Regions from separate parts of the Homo sapiens genome. Here region 2 is linked to region 1. A link is a contact called in ENCODE Hi-C data. All regions are on one chromosome and are shown on one strand. Each heading gives the region's core, a stretch centred on a gene start or an enhancer-like site at or near the end of the contact. The rest is flanking DNA. Distances are from core to core; before and after follow the strand shown. Region 1 overlaps SCMH1 (Scm polycomb group protein homolog 1). Region 2 has its middle 43 kb from the start of FOXO6-AS1.

Region 1 (7,451 bases), core at 3,277-5,776:
TCCATCCACGGGCCACACAATTACTGCTCTTATCTTTTCTACCTTTAATAGCAAAGAGACTTTTGCCCTTCTACCCCTTCAGCTAGTGAGCCACAACCACACAAGAAAGAATAGTACCCGCTACTCAAATGGGAAGCTGGAAAGCAGATGGAGGAGAAAATGTCATTGCTGACCAGGTTGCTGTGGGTCCTGAGGAGAGAACAACTCCAGAGACAACTCTGTTAGGACTGCCTCGGTCTCCTGTGCCCACTGCACCCCTTCCCCACTGCAGTGCCAGGTGGAGGCCAGTAGCTAGGAGAGTGCTTAGCCGTCTTGGGACCCTCAAGCTCTTTTCACTTTTTTTTTTTTTAAAGACGGAGTCTCTGTCATCCAGGCTGGAGTGCAGTGGCGCGATTACAGCTCACTGCAGCCTTGAACTCCTGGGCTCAAGCAGTTCTCCCACCTCAGCCTCCCAAGTAGCTGGGAACACAGGCACATGCCACCACACCTAGCAAATTTTCTGTAGAGATGTGGTCTCACTGTATTGCCCAGGCTGGTCTCAAACTCCTGGCTTTAAGTGATCCTTCCGCCTCAGCCTCACAAAGTGCTGTGATTACAGATGTGAGCCACTGCACCCAATTTTTTTTTTTTTTTTTGAGACCAATTCTCACTCTGTCCCCCAGGCTGGCGTGCAGTGGCGCAATCTCGGCTCACTGCAAGCTCCACCTTCCAGGTTCAAGCGATTCTCCTGCCTCAGCCTCCCGAGTAGCTGGGATTACAGGCGCCCACCACCATGCCCGGCTATTTTTTTTTTTTAATAGAGACGGGGTTTCACCTCTTCACCAGGCTGATCTCGAACTCCTGACCTCGTGATCCACCTGCCTCAGCCTCCCAAAGTGCTGGGATTACAGGCGTGAGCCACCACGCCCAGCCCAACTTTTTTTTTTTTAATCCAATTTTTTTTAAAATTTTTATTATATTCTTTGGGCATGAGTGTTGATGTAGAAGATAACAAAGGGACCCTAAGGCCCAAAACAGAAAGCAAGGCAAATGATCAATGGTGCAACTATTCTAAATCCAATGACATACATACACACACACACACACACACATATGCCCTTGCTAATATTGCCATTGCCCCACAGTGCCTTACACATATATGGTAAGAGGTACAAAGAATATGTGAGGCAACCAAGTACAAAAAAATGGAAGTACGTACAAGAGGGGAATTGTCTAGATTTTCTTTTCAGTGCACAGAAGACAAAGTGCAAACTCTGTGTCTTGGCCTTTGGTCTGGGCCACTCTTCCAGTCTTCCCACAGACTTTGATCATGCAGTTTGGGTTGGCAGTAGCTGGGCACAGCCTTTTCTTGACCCTCCACCCTCTACCTCCCACAGCATTTCACCAGCTCAGCTGCTAGGAATTCTGTTAGGAACCAGAGGCCAAGGTATAAAAGATGGAATAGGATGCTGTTCTCTGACTTCTCTATCCCAGAGACTCTTGAAGCTTCTTTGATTCTTTGTCTCCCATAGTTTGTATCTACTTGAACAAGAATGGCAGCACAGGCCCCCACTTAGATAAGAAGAAGGTCCAGCAACTCCCTGACCATTTTGGACCAGCCCGTGCCTCTGTGGTGTTGCAGCAGGCTGTCCAGGCCTGTATCGACTGTGCTTATCACCAGAAAACCGTCTTCAGCTTCCTCAAGCAAGGCCATGGTGGTGAGGTTATCTCAGGTAAGCACACTTTGGCTCATATTGCCTCCCAGCCAGAAGGACCCACCTTCTCAACTGGTTGATTTCTTGTAAGGCATCCTGGTTCCCACTTCATACCTGCAGGCTCTGGAAAAATGTGAAGGTATTCCATTCCTCATCTCCAACCCCCCAAGAGCCCCTCTGAGCCTTATGCATACCTCTGCCAAGGAGAATACCCACAGATTCTGCTTCAGTGAGCCTCTAAACTGATTCCCCCCATCTACCTGATTGACCTGTCCGTACAGAAAGTATAGGAGAAAGAATCCAGAGGGGGCTATGTTGTGGCAGCAGGAGGGTTTCTCCAGACTGTTGCAGCCTCCCACCTGGTTTCAGGAACCACTGAACTCCTCTATCATTCCTTTGATTCCTTAGCTTCCTCGTCCTAAACCAGGCCCAGAAGAAGAGAATTAAATCCCAGGGTGGTTGGGAAAAGTCATTTCCTTTTTCTTTACTGCTATGAGAGTTTGATTCAGTGACACAGTGTTTTTTGCTCTCACAGAATACTCATTTTTTCTCCTGTGTCCTGATTCTGTTTCAGTTTTCCTAAATCCAAAATCCTGTTTAGCCACTAAACCTATGAAGACTTGACCTAGAGCCTTTCAGTCTTAACTGATGCTATTCCATATTCCCCTGCCCCTCCTCCCTAGCAGGTTGTAATAACCAGCTTCAGGAAACCCCGCTGGCATGGAAGACTCCATAAATAACCAGACTGTATTATTTTAGCAAACATTTATTGAACCCTTACTATGTGTCAGGTGATTGCCAGACACTGGTCAGGAGAAGGGGAGAATAGAAGATGACAGCTTAGGCTCCATACCAGTGAAAAAGAAAGAATATACATAGCTAACTGTGAGAAGTGCTGTAATAGGGAAATGTATACAGAGTGGTGTGGGAACCCAGACTAGGGAGTACTTGGCTGTGAGGAGGATGGAGCAGACAGGCAGGGAATTTTTATAGAAGACTAGGAATTGGCCAGGTGCGGTGGCTCACACCTGTAATCCCAGCACTTTGGGAGGCTGAGGTGGGCGGATCACCTGAGGTCAGGAGTTGAAGACCAGCCTGGCCAACATGGCAAAACCCTGTCTCTACTAAAAAAAAATACAAAACATTAGCCAGGCATGGTGGTGCACGCCTGTAGTCCCAGATACTCGGGAGGCTGAGGCAAGAGAATTGCTTGAACCTGGGAGGCGGAGGTTGCAGTGAGCTGAGATCGTGCCATTGCACCCCAGCCTGGGTGACAGAGCAAGACTCCGTCTCAAAAAAAAAAAAAAAAAAAAAAGACTGGGAAGTGCCTGGGAAATTAAGCCTTATGTCCCTTCTGAGGCCCAGCCTACTCCCTGGTCTCTTCTTTGTTTCTGTGTAATGGTCTGTAGGAACCTGGCCTTCTTTACTGCCTCTCTTTAGCTGCTCTCCTATACCCTCTCTGGGGTTCTTCTCCTGCCTCAAAACTGGTTCTTGAGAATGACCTATCTCCCCAAATCCCCATGTCCTTGCTGCCCTCAGAGACAAATACACAGGTCTTTGCTTTTTAAGGTTTATACTGATACATTTTTATAGAAAAAGATGATAGGAAGTAAACTAACACCAAGCATGAAACAGTTCCAAATGTTGCCAAAATTCTAGTGCCCTTATGTAGATCAGAAATTGTGTACCCATACCATTGCTGGCTATGGCTATATTCTACTCTTCTGCCAAGCTTCTCTGTTCTTGGGCAGTTCTTGTGAAAATAGCACCCTAAATGAGCAGATTTCCTGGGGGAGGTCCAACCAAGTGATGGAGCAGAGAGAATTATGTTCACAGTTGTTTTCACAAGTTGAATAAAATCATTCCAGAGCCCAGGGTGCAACAGACCTGGCCTGGCCACTCCCATATTTGCAAGCCCTTTACAGTTGGAGGCAAAAATCAAAGCCCTCGAGGGAGGGAGTTAAAGGGAGGGAGGGAGGAAACGTGGGGCACTGATTCCCTTTGTGTAACCAGGTAAGCCTGAGACAAGCAGTGGGCTGGACTCGTCCTGCCTAGCGCTGTACTCCACTGCCAGGCTGACATGCTTGGCCCTGTTTACTCACTCCACAGCCGTGTTTGACCGGGAACAGCATACCCTCAACCTCCCAGCAGTCAACAGCATCACCTACGTCCTCCGCTTCCTGGAGAAACTCTGCCACAACCTTCGTAGTGACAATCTGTTTGGCAACCAGCCCTTTACACAGACTCACTTGTCACTCACTGCCATAGAGTACAGCCACAGCCACGACAGGTACCTACCAGGTAGGAGCTGGGATGGGGCCTGGGCTGAGAGTGGGGGACAGGGCTAGCAGCAGCACCTGCAGGGGCCCAGGGTCAGCCTTCAGAACTACTGGCCTGGCACCTACTATCTAGAGGTCTGCTTTTCTGTCCCTTACCTTTGCCATATCTGAGACTTCTCAGCCTCCTCTCATCTTTACTTTTTCTTCAGGATTTTGTTTTCTGTCTCTAGGATCACCCCTATTTCTTCTAGATCCTTATCCCTAGATAAAAGGTGGTTCGCAATTCCCCTTCTGAGTTTCAGACTGCATGTGGAGCCACCAAGAAGTCACAGAACGTCTCCCAGTGTGAACCTGGCAGCAAAGGCCTAACACACATCTCCCTTGCCAGCAGGAAGGTTTAGTCTCAGGCTACAGATTGAGAAATTTGCTCCCTGGTGATTGGCCATCTATTCTTTCCTTTGGCACATGGCCCTAACTTCCAGCACTGCCAGTCTAGCAAGTCAATTCAAGTTCCTGCTATTTCTAACTCGGCTGGAAAATAACTTTCTTAGTTAACATACCAGACCCACAATGGGAAAGCAGATGCCACGTGGCCAAATCAGTGACTAAGTACTTCCGAGAGAGATTAAAGATTCAATGGAACTCTGCGTCTCTCATCTGGAACCCAGGACACAGAACAAGGGAGGGAAGAAAAGCTCAGCCTTAAACATAGCAAGGTAGGTCATTACTGAGAGGGAGGAAAGGCCCTTAAAAAAGCCCTGCAGATTGTGTCCTGAGCAGAGAAATAGGGAGGGGTGCTGCCAGTGTGAGTGCTGTGCTGTCTGTTGATGGGAGGGCACAGGTCTGAAAGGTGTCTTTTCCGACCTTCCTCTACACAAACAAGTCTTGTTCCCACACTGCCTTCCCTGGTGTCTTTTCATCATAGTCTTAACAGAATCACCTCCGATAAAAGCACTGCTTCTAGAGAATGTGCCCAGGGAAGTGACTGTTCCCCCATTCTCCTTCCCCCTTTCCCTCATAGATACTTCTGTACCCAAATCCGTATTGCTTATGTGACTTGCAAGCAGGTCAAAAAGATACCTGAATTTTAAATACTCTGTGGGGGCCAGACCATCTGATCCCTGCAGCCATTTCTATGATCCCCTGGCTGATCCTTTTCTATGGAGGGAACTTCTCCTCACCTAACCCATGCTAGATTGCTTTCTTTCAGTACCAGAGTCTCTGAGAAAAGAAAAAGGCATTCTGACTTGCAGTTAGAATGTTGCACTGGGAGTCTGGACTGGGCATGGTAGAGCTGGTCCAGACAAAGGCAAGTTTTAAATACCTCCAGTTAGGCATTCAGGAACTCTGATCTACATTTCAGACGTGAAAGTTAGGCCTACCTGGGATTCTGAAAGAATGGATGCATGAATGGGGGTTAGCACATCCATGAATGTAGCTGCTAGTTTAAAAAGAGATTTCTCAAAGAAATAGGAACTCCGAATTCTTAAATGGAATGCCATCATTAAGAAGTGAGAGAAACATACTGGTAGCAGCATTCAGAGACTGGTAAGGATGTACCTCATGGGCCTGCAGTCCCAAAAGTGGTTTGGGACCGGGGCATGACCTTTCCTGGGAATTCTGCCCCAATTTACATCTCTCTGATTCAGCCACTAGATAAGAGGAAGCAAACTTTAGCCAGACTCTTCTTGCCTCACCAACTAAGAGAAACAAAGACCAAGGTATCACATTCTGCCATTAGCTGCTACCTCTCCCTTCCCCATTTTCAGACAGATTGAGCCCACTTTTTGTGTCCTCCTCTGCTCTTAAGCTGTTTCTCATCGTGGGTGCTCAGCAACTTGTCTGCTCTCACTCTAGTTTCTATTTGCTTCCCTGAAATTAGCCTTTAACTATGCCCAGACAAGCCAGAGCCTTGCCTAAACTTCTAATTCCTCTGTGCTTCTTAGTGTATCCTTTCTGCCTGCTTGCCTGCCTGCCTTCCTGCCTGCTTGCCTGCCTTACTGACCCTTTGCCCCACCTCTGATATTATCATTTCCTGTGTTTTTCTGATTACTTACCTAAACCTCTGCCAAAGAGCTCGATCTGTACAAGAGCTGTCTTTTGCTTTGCCCTTTGGATCTGGTATTTATGACTCCTGCCCTTCTGCCTGGCTACACGCTTCTGCTAGACATACATAGGTACCACCTCTGTTATCTGGGTGCTTACTGGCCCTCCCCCTTTCCTATATCCTTGTCTCCACACTACCCTACCACTTAGAGTCCTGGCCCAACTGACCATGCACTTCCGATATAGCAGGTAGTCACCCAAAGCTCAGGGAGATTTCATATCCCATTAAGCTTTCCTACCTAAGTTGAGACTACTACTTTTTTCTCCAATGTTTTATTTTAAAAATTTCAAACCTACAGAAAAGTTACAAAAATAGAACAATAAGCAACCATGAACTCTTTGCCTATCTTTACCACTTTTTGCAGTATTTACTTCGTCTGTTTCTCCTAACTATATATACACATATAAATATACATACTTGTTGAATACCTGTATATTTAAAATGTTTTTCATTTATTTACTGAACCATTTGAGAGTTAACTGCAGATGAGAGATTTTATCCTTAAATACTTTTGTGTTTATCTCCTAAGAATAAGGAACATAATAGTATTATTATGATTAAGAAATTTAACATAAATAAAAACTAATGAGGCCAGGCGCGGTGGCTCACACCTGTAATCCCAGCACTTTGAGAGCCTGAGGCGGGTGGATCGTGAGATCAGGAGATCAAGACTATCCTGGCTAACATGGTGAAACCCCATCTCTACTAAAAATACAAAAAAAAAAAAAAAAATTAGCCGGGCGTGGTGGCAGGCACCTGTAGTCCCAGCTACTCAGGAGGCTGAGGCAGGAGAATGGCGTGAACTCGGGAGGCGGAGCTTGCAGTGAGCAGCGATTGCGCCACTGCACTCCAGCCTGGGCGACAGAGCGAGACTCTGTCTCAAAAAAAAAAAAAACTAATGAAATTTAACATTAATAAAATACTACTAGGCCAGGTGCGGTGGCTCATGCCTGTAATCCCGGCACTGTGTGATGCCAAGGTGGGCAGATCACTTGAGGTCAGGAGTTCAAGACCAGCTGGGCCAACATGGTGAAATCCTATCTGTACCAAAAATACAAAAATTAGCTGGGCATGGTGGTGTGCACCTATAATTCCAGCTACTCGGGAGGCTGAGGCAGGAGAATTGCTTGAACCCAGGAGGCAGAGGTTGCAGTGAGCCAAGATTGTGCCACTGCACTCCAGCCTGAGCAACAGAGTGAGACTCCGTCTGAAAAATAATAATAATAAATTAATTAATATACTATTAGCTATTATGTAGTTCATATTAGAATTTCCCCTAGTTGTCACACTAATGTCCTTTATAGCTGTTGTTTCCTAATCCGGGATTCAATAAAGGATCATCCACTGCATTTAATTCTCCTGTCTCTTTAG
Region 2 (6,932 bases), core at 1,977-4,476, 370 kb before region 1:
GCCCTCCTTCGCTCTCTGACCTCATCACAGCACCTTCCTTCTCCTCCTGGGGGCACTTCCCTCCCTCTCCAACCTGGACCCCAAGGAGCCTTTCTATAGCGATAGTCTTGGGCACCCACCCTGCAAAAGTCTCCCTGCCACTCTGCAAAGATGCAACCATGGGATAAACCAGCCGGCCCTCCCCGAGGAGCCCATCTGTGCCCTGAGCCCTGGACTCCACCCTTCCCTCCTCCCATCTATCCCCCTTCTTCACCTTCTCTTTCCCTGCATCAAGAAACATGCTCTAGCCTGGGCAACAAAACGAGACTTCATCTCTACTAAAAATCAAAAACATTAGCCGGGCGTGGTGGCATATGCCTATAGTCCCAGCTGCCTGTAGTACCAGCTACTCAGGAGGCTGAGGCAGGAGGATCGCTTGAGCCCAGGAGATTGAGGCTGCATTGAGCCAAGATGGCACCACTGCACCTCAGCCTGGCTCAGGCACTCTCAGAACTTCGGGAGGCCGAGGTGGGCGGGATCAAGATCAGCCTGGTCGACATGATGAAACCTCATCTCTACTAAAAATACAAAAATTAGCTGGGCGTGGTGGCGGGTGCCTGTAATCCCAGCTACTTGGGAGGCTGAGGCAGGAGAGTCACTTGAACCTAGAGGCAGAGGTTGCAGTGAGCTGAGATGGCACCACTGCACTCCAGCCTGGGCGACAGAGCAAGACTCCCCATCTCAAAAAACAAACAAACAAGAAAAAAAAAAAAACCCTTCTGAAGCCCTACACTTGGCTCCAACCAGGACCCATCTTTCTTCCCCCTTCCCAGCAAAACATATTCCAGGGTTACCTTTATGACCAGTCTCACTCTTGCACCTGCCGTCTGCTTCCCAGGCCTGCTGCTGTCCACCCCGTATTCCACCAAAATGGTTCTTACTGAGTCACTCAACACATTGTTGTTAAATACAGGGAGTGCTTTTCCATTCTCACCCTGACCAAGAGGCAGACAGCCTGACAACAACCCTGTGAAGTAGGTACTGTGATTGATTATCCCCATTTTGTAGAAGGGATACTGAGGCACAAAGAGGGTAACCGATTTGCTTGAAGTGAAATAGCAGGTAAGCCTCAGAGCTTACCAGGCTCCCTCCCCTGAATATCCCAGAAGAACCTCAGACTTGCCACAACCAAAATGAGCTCACTGACTCTGCCCTGACCTTCTTATTCCTGGCCAAGCTGGGCTCTGGATCAGACAATTAGTAGCAGCTGGACCCTGGGCGATTGTATTTAATGCCTGTGAAGTGCTTAGCACAGAGCTCAACGCAGAAATGCTCAATGAAGGCCAGCTTCTATGTGTTGCTATGACACACACATATATACCCACACATATATACAAACATATACATACATGCATGCATGTACACATACACAGACAACCCAGGGCCTGGCCACGCAGCATGCTGGCCTTTTTATACTTTATCAATCAGAGCAGCATCGATTTATAGCCCTGTGTGTTTGGCATGAATGCACTATTTTTCAAAAGCCAAAATAAAACTCCAAGAAGCTGTAAAAACCCAGGAGTTTGGAAGATTCCCTGCAGGGTCAATTAGGGTGAATTAGAACCTACAGATGTGAATCTACCCAACCACATAATGGCAACTTGGGCAGTGCACCTCGGAATGCTAATGAAGGCGGCCGCTGATGGGGAGAGAGCCAGCCTGGCCTTCCCTCTGAGGCCTGCTGGGAGGGGGCAGGACCTTGCCCACCACTGGGCTGTGTGATTGGGACAAAGCTGGGCCTCACTCTGAGCAGCAGTTTCTTCCTCTGGAGATGGGGCTACTATGTACTACTCAGGAGGGGTAAGTTCAAGTCCTTAAGTGAGGACTTAAAATTCTGTGCGCCCCCATTTTCATCCCTCAGGCAAAGATCTCAGGACTTGTGATAGTGGTTACAGTCAACATTTGCTATGTATGACTGTCTCCATAAGACAGAGTCATGCTCCCCTTCTACTGACGGAACTCAAGAGTCCCTGCTTTGGACAAGGGAGACTGCAGGAAGCTGGATCCAGTCTCAGGTATCGCACCTAGGGATGGTTACAACTTTCCTCATTCTACAGATGGAGACGATACCTGACTCACAACACCCAGGATCGTAATCTCTCTACGCATGTGACCCAGGCCCAGCACCTCCCTATGTGGTGAGGTCACAGCTCTGCCCATGGCCCTGCCTGCTCCCTCAGTGCCAACCTGCCTAGGGAAGAACATAGATCTTAGATCCAGAAAGCCCAACTCTGCACGTACAGCTGAGCAACCAGGAACAAGCCTGCCCCCTCTCTCTGAGCCTCATTTTGCCTGTCTATAAAATGAGGATGATAACTCAGGTAAAACACACACACAGTGCCTGGCACAGAGTAAGTGCCCAACCAAGGTTAGACAGTTTAAAGATCCTCACGAGCCCTTCATGAGATAGGATCTATTACCCCCCATTCTGCAGATAAGTAAACTGAGACTCAGAGAGGTTTAGCAACTTGCCAAAGGTCACAGAGCTAAGCAGCAGAAGGAGCAGGAGCTGGGGCTCAAACCAGGTCGGCTTGTCTCCAAAGGGCTCAGGATGGAAGAGGAGTAGATGGGGCCCCAATCCTGTAGGCAAGAAAAGGAAGAGGGAGGGGTAGAGAAGGGAAGGAGGAGAGAAAACAGAAGGGAGGGCTGTCATTGGCAGAGGACGCCCTGGCAGAGGTGAGGCCAGGTGCAAGCAACTGCCTTAGGCAGAGGTTCAGACCCAACAGGCGCCAGTGGGGGCAGTGCCAGGCTGGCGGTGGACGCCCTCACCCTCGCTCTGTTCTCCAGTGACCTTGCCGGCTCAGCCTGTGCCACCAGCATCCCAATGAGGTTCTGCAGGCAGGAGTTTGGGGTGGCACTCCCACATGACAGGACTCAACAGGTCCTCCCCCTGCTAGGAACAGAGTCAGGGTTCTGCTCTCCTCCCCTGGTGGCCAAGTGCCCCCAGGAGCTCTATTTGGGGCCACAGAGGCAGGAGGTGGGCCTGAGCCCCGAGCAGCCAACAGCCTGAGATGGCCCCCAACCAACCCGGGAGACCTGGGGCACCTGGAGGGTGGGTGGGGCCCACCTACAGCTGCCAGGCTCCCTGCCATTGCCTACGGTCCCCGCCCATCTCTGACAGCTGGGAATTCCTTGGGCATGACAAAGTTGACCGGGCCGGGGCTGGGAGCCTGGCCTGGCAGCCTAGGCAGGGTTCCGGTTACAGCTCTGGATGCAAGCTGGCTGTGAGTCCATGGGCACGTCACTTCCCCTCCCTGGGACTCAGCCTCGCCATGGCCAGCGGTGGCAGTGCTGGCCTAGCTAAAATGACTTTCCAGTGCAGGAAATCTCAGAATCTGGATTCACAGAAGCCAGGGCTTGGAAGGAACCTCAGGCTGTGATTTCCTAATACTGGTGTGCAGCTGACAGTGTCAAAATTACCCTGGGAATGTGTGAAAATGTAGATCTAGGGGATCCCCTCCACCCCCAGCAGAGGAGTAGACTGCGGACCCAGGCACCTGCAGATTTGACAAAAAGCATCCCAGACCCACACTCTCGGAGGGCTTCTTGCCACTTCTGCAGAGGGGAGGCTCTTCCAGAGATGGGATGCCCCAGGATCCCTGAGCCTCCCCACATCTTTGCAGCTTCATCCCCTGGGGCTCCTCAGAAACCTAGAGCCGAGTTCCAGCTTTCACTCCCACCAGCAAACTTTCCGTAGAATTCTCTGCCAGCACCTCTCTGTCTAGGTCCTCTCCACCCAGGCCACAATTACTGGCCACTCCCACTTTCCCTCCCACCCAAAGCAGAAGGCTAGGTTTTTTTGTTTTCTTCTTTTTTAATTGAGGTAAGATTTGCATACAGTAAGGGGCACTATTTTGAAGTGAACAGCTCGATGTATTTCTACCTCTGAACCCTCCGGGTCACTACCCCCCAGGCTAAGCTCTAGACCGTTTCACTCACCCCAGGGAGCTCCCATCAAGACCCCTTGCCTTGCCTCCCACACTGTTCTGAGTCCATCACCATGGATGGGATGTGAGAGGCCTGTTTCTGGAGTGATCTGTGCTTTCAGCCCCTGGAATGCAGGCTCCATGAGGACAGGCTGTCCTACTCCTTGCATTGCCTGGCACCAGGCAGGTGCTGGGAAACTGTGGCCCCCTCCAGTGGCTCCCACTGGCTCCTAGACATTTCCCTTCCGCTTTCTCCCTCACACAGCTCAGACACTGACCCCAGCCACGCCCATATCCAAGCTCACACCCACCCTTGCCCCATGCATTTCCTCCAGCGGTGCTTCCCACTTAGGGTGGGGTGGCCCCTAGCTCCTACCCACTGTGGCCTCCCTCACCCCAGAACACTGCACTCATCGTGTTTTGTCTCCTATGCCCGTCCCACACTGCCTCACACATGCTGGGCTTGACAATCGCACTGCCATCCATTAGTCCTACCATACACCCTCATACTCACACATGTGACCATGGGACAGTCACTCCCCCTCTCTGGGTCTCAGTTTCACCATCTGTAAAGTGACACAATCAGGCTAAGTGCATTCTGTGAGCTCCTTTGGCTCTGAAAATAGCAAGTGTAAATACATATTTGTTAGACAAATAAATAGCCCCAAAGAATGGGTCTTCACTGATAGTGGGATTGTAGCATCTGCTGGAGTCATTTTAGAGGCAGAATTCCAAGTGTGGTGTCAAGAGTGCTGGCTGTGGAGCCAACTGCCTGGGTTAAAACCCTGGGTCTCAACTTTCCCATCTGTAAGATGGGGATAATAGTGGGGCAGGGTGAAGACGAAATAGGAGAGTGCACAGAAGCAGTTGTGGTGCAGAGAAGCCTGGCACTCACCTAGTGCACAGTAGAGTTTAGCTCCTACTGGCATTCCCAGGGCCCAGGGTCACTCAGCAAGCCCTGGAGTCCACACCCGCCCAGGACCAGAGGGCAGAGCAAAATGTGGCAGCAGTTTCTGCCGCATGCCACCAGAGGGCACCATGATGCAGCCAAGTGCGCCAAGGCCTCCCTGACTCACCCCAGGAAGACCACTCCTGAGGGAGGAGGGCAGTGCCAGCCAAAGCCTGCCGGCCAGAAGGACAAGGATGAGCCTCCATCCTCCAGAAGGGCTTCCACCACCACAGCCCTTTCTCCAGAAGATGCCCTACACCACCTCAGCCTGACATTCTGTCCATTTCTATCACAGCCTGTGATCCACAACAGCCTAGAGAACACGGATACTTCCTACCAAAGCCATTAGACCCATTTCACAGATGGGGAAACTGAGGCCCAAGAGAAGGCAAGATCAGCCCCAGGTCATGAGTGAATTTTTGTCTTCCTGTTCAGGCTGGCTTCCCTGCACACCCCCTAAGCATCCGTGGTATGACTCCCAACCGAGGCTGGGGTACCAGCACCTACGCTGCCTCCCTGGCTCCCTGAAGGCTGCAGGAGACAGGGGAAGCCACAAGTGTGAGGGTGGGGAGGCCTCAGCATAAGGGATGGAGAGAGCCAGGGGGGCGGGGGGCAGAGGGAGGCAGAGCAAAGCAACACGGGAAACAGGGCGGGGGCACGAGAGAGATGTGGGAGAGACATTCGGAAGAGACGGGTGGGACAGGAAGAGAGATAGACGGACAGACAGAGAAACCGAACCCTGAGGGAGAAGTGGGGGAGTGAGGGCGGCCGCAGGAGGCAGAGGAAGGGAGAAGGGAGAGCTCCCAGATGCAGGGAGCACACTAGGAAGAGAGATGGGGACAGACACAGAGAGACGGCTGGAAGGGGAAGAGGAAAACCCCTCCCCTCTCAGCCCCACAGCCCCCCACACCCCAGAAGCTTCACCCTTGGCTGGAGGAGGGGACCCTCTTTCCCTGTCCTGGGGGCTAAGCCCAGGCTTGGCACTCGCCCTCTGCTCCGCCCCCACCCAGCAGGTTCCTCAGCCAGACACCTGGGGATGGCGGTTGAGCTGGGCTCCCTGGGGCACCTGAGGCAGACAGGCAGGGTCCCCAAGGCCATGTTGCTAGGAGATGCGGCCCTAGGGCCCCAGCTTATCTCCTGAGCCTCTTCCAGGGCAGGGCTTGGGACTCACCTGGGGCACCAACCTCCCTGAGCTCCCGCCCCACTCAGCCCTGGTGGGCCCCTGCTGGGCATCCTACAGGCCCCTGTGCAGTGAAGAGGCACCCTTCATCCCTCTCCCTAGCCTCCGAAGGCAGAGGGAATGATACTTGGTGAGCACCTGTGGTTTGCCAGGCCTCACCAACTCCCAGCACCCTGTCCTGTCCTGTCCCAGCCACTGGGCCTGGTGTGCTCTTGAGAGACACTAAAACCCAGAGAGGCTGGTTCAAATTTCCACCTGCCTTTTACGAGCTGTGTGACCTTGGGCAAGTCACATACCTCCTCTTCTCCCTCATCTAAGGATGAGATCAGCAACCTCATCTTTAAACAGGGACAGTATCTGCTTCATAGGGTTGTCCAGAGGAGGAAAAGCCACAGTGGGAAGAGGGGACAGGAAAGGCTGGTTTCTATCACTGTTCCTGTCCCTGAGCCTGCAGGGCTGTGGCTGGGGGCACCTCCCAGCACCTCCCCAGTCAGCCCTGTCCTGGCCCTGCTTTGAGCCCAGTGATTCACAGCAGCCTCTAGGGAAAGGGCTGCCCTGACCTCTCCCCAAGGCACTTGGACAGACACAATGAGGGATAAACCCTGGGGCACAGGCAAAGCCACACCCTTGTCCCTCTGTTCTGTTTTAGGGACTCAGGTAAGAGCAACTTACCTCCCAGGCCCTGTTTTAAGCACCTTAGCAAACCCACAAGGGCACCTGGTGCTGGTGTGACCATTATCCCCATAAATGGATGCTCAGAGCTATGCCTCTGCACAAGCTCCCCAACCAGGAATAGAGGGGCTCTGGTGCTTGGACCCAGGCTGACAGCTTCAAGAGC

What was found. A loop is a pair of places that touch in the nucleus more often than their neighbours do. Pooled maps may share reads with other maps.
Region 2: a map of mammary epithelial cell shows a loop between it and region 1 (4-fold over the local background). The contact joins two enhancer-like sites. A Hi-C loop is called at or near these places in 3 of 168 maps with a recorded cell type or tissue (K562, chondrocyte and mammary epithelial cell) and 2 of 50 pooled maps.

Annotation. Positions count from the first base shown.
Region 1 is chr1:41,042,951-41,050,401 of GRCh38, reverse strand. It overlaps SCMH1 (Scm polycomb group protein homolog 1), which reads left to right. Exons shown (of 16, transcript NM_001394311.1): 11 at 1,512-1,712; 12 at 3,804-3,995. SLFNL1-AS1 (SLFNL1 antisense RNA 1) reads right to left here. Exons shown (of 4, transcript NR_037868.1): 4 at 6,512-7,287. Among named protein-coding and RNA genes, the nearest start is that of SLFNL1, 25 kb to the right of the region's middle. Within about 2 kb of position 4,526, at least 20 of the 41 ENCODE cell types and tissues checked have a DNase peak (open chromatin) inside an H3K27ac peak, as active enhancers do; they include mammary epithelial cell, where a contact is called at or near this core.
Region 2 is chr1:41,415,330-41,422,261 of GRCh38, reverse strand. No RefSeq gene overlaps it. Among named protein-coding and RNA genes, the nearest start is that of FOXO6-AS1, 43 kb to the right of the region's middle. RefSeq lists an enhancer at 3,011-3,305 and a silencer at 3,011-3,305. Within about 2 kb of position 3,226, at least 16 of the 41 ENCODE cell types and tissues checked have a DNase peak (open chromatin) inside an H3K27ac peak, as active enhancers do; they include mammary epithelial cell, where a contact is called at or near this core.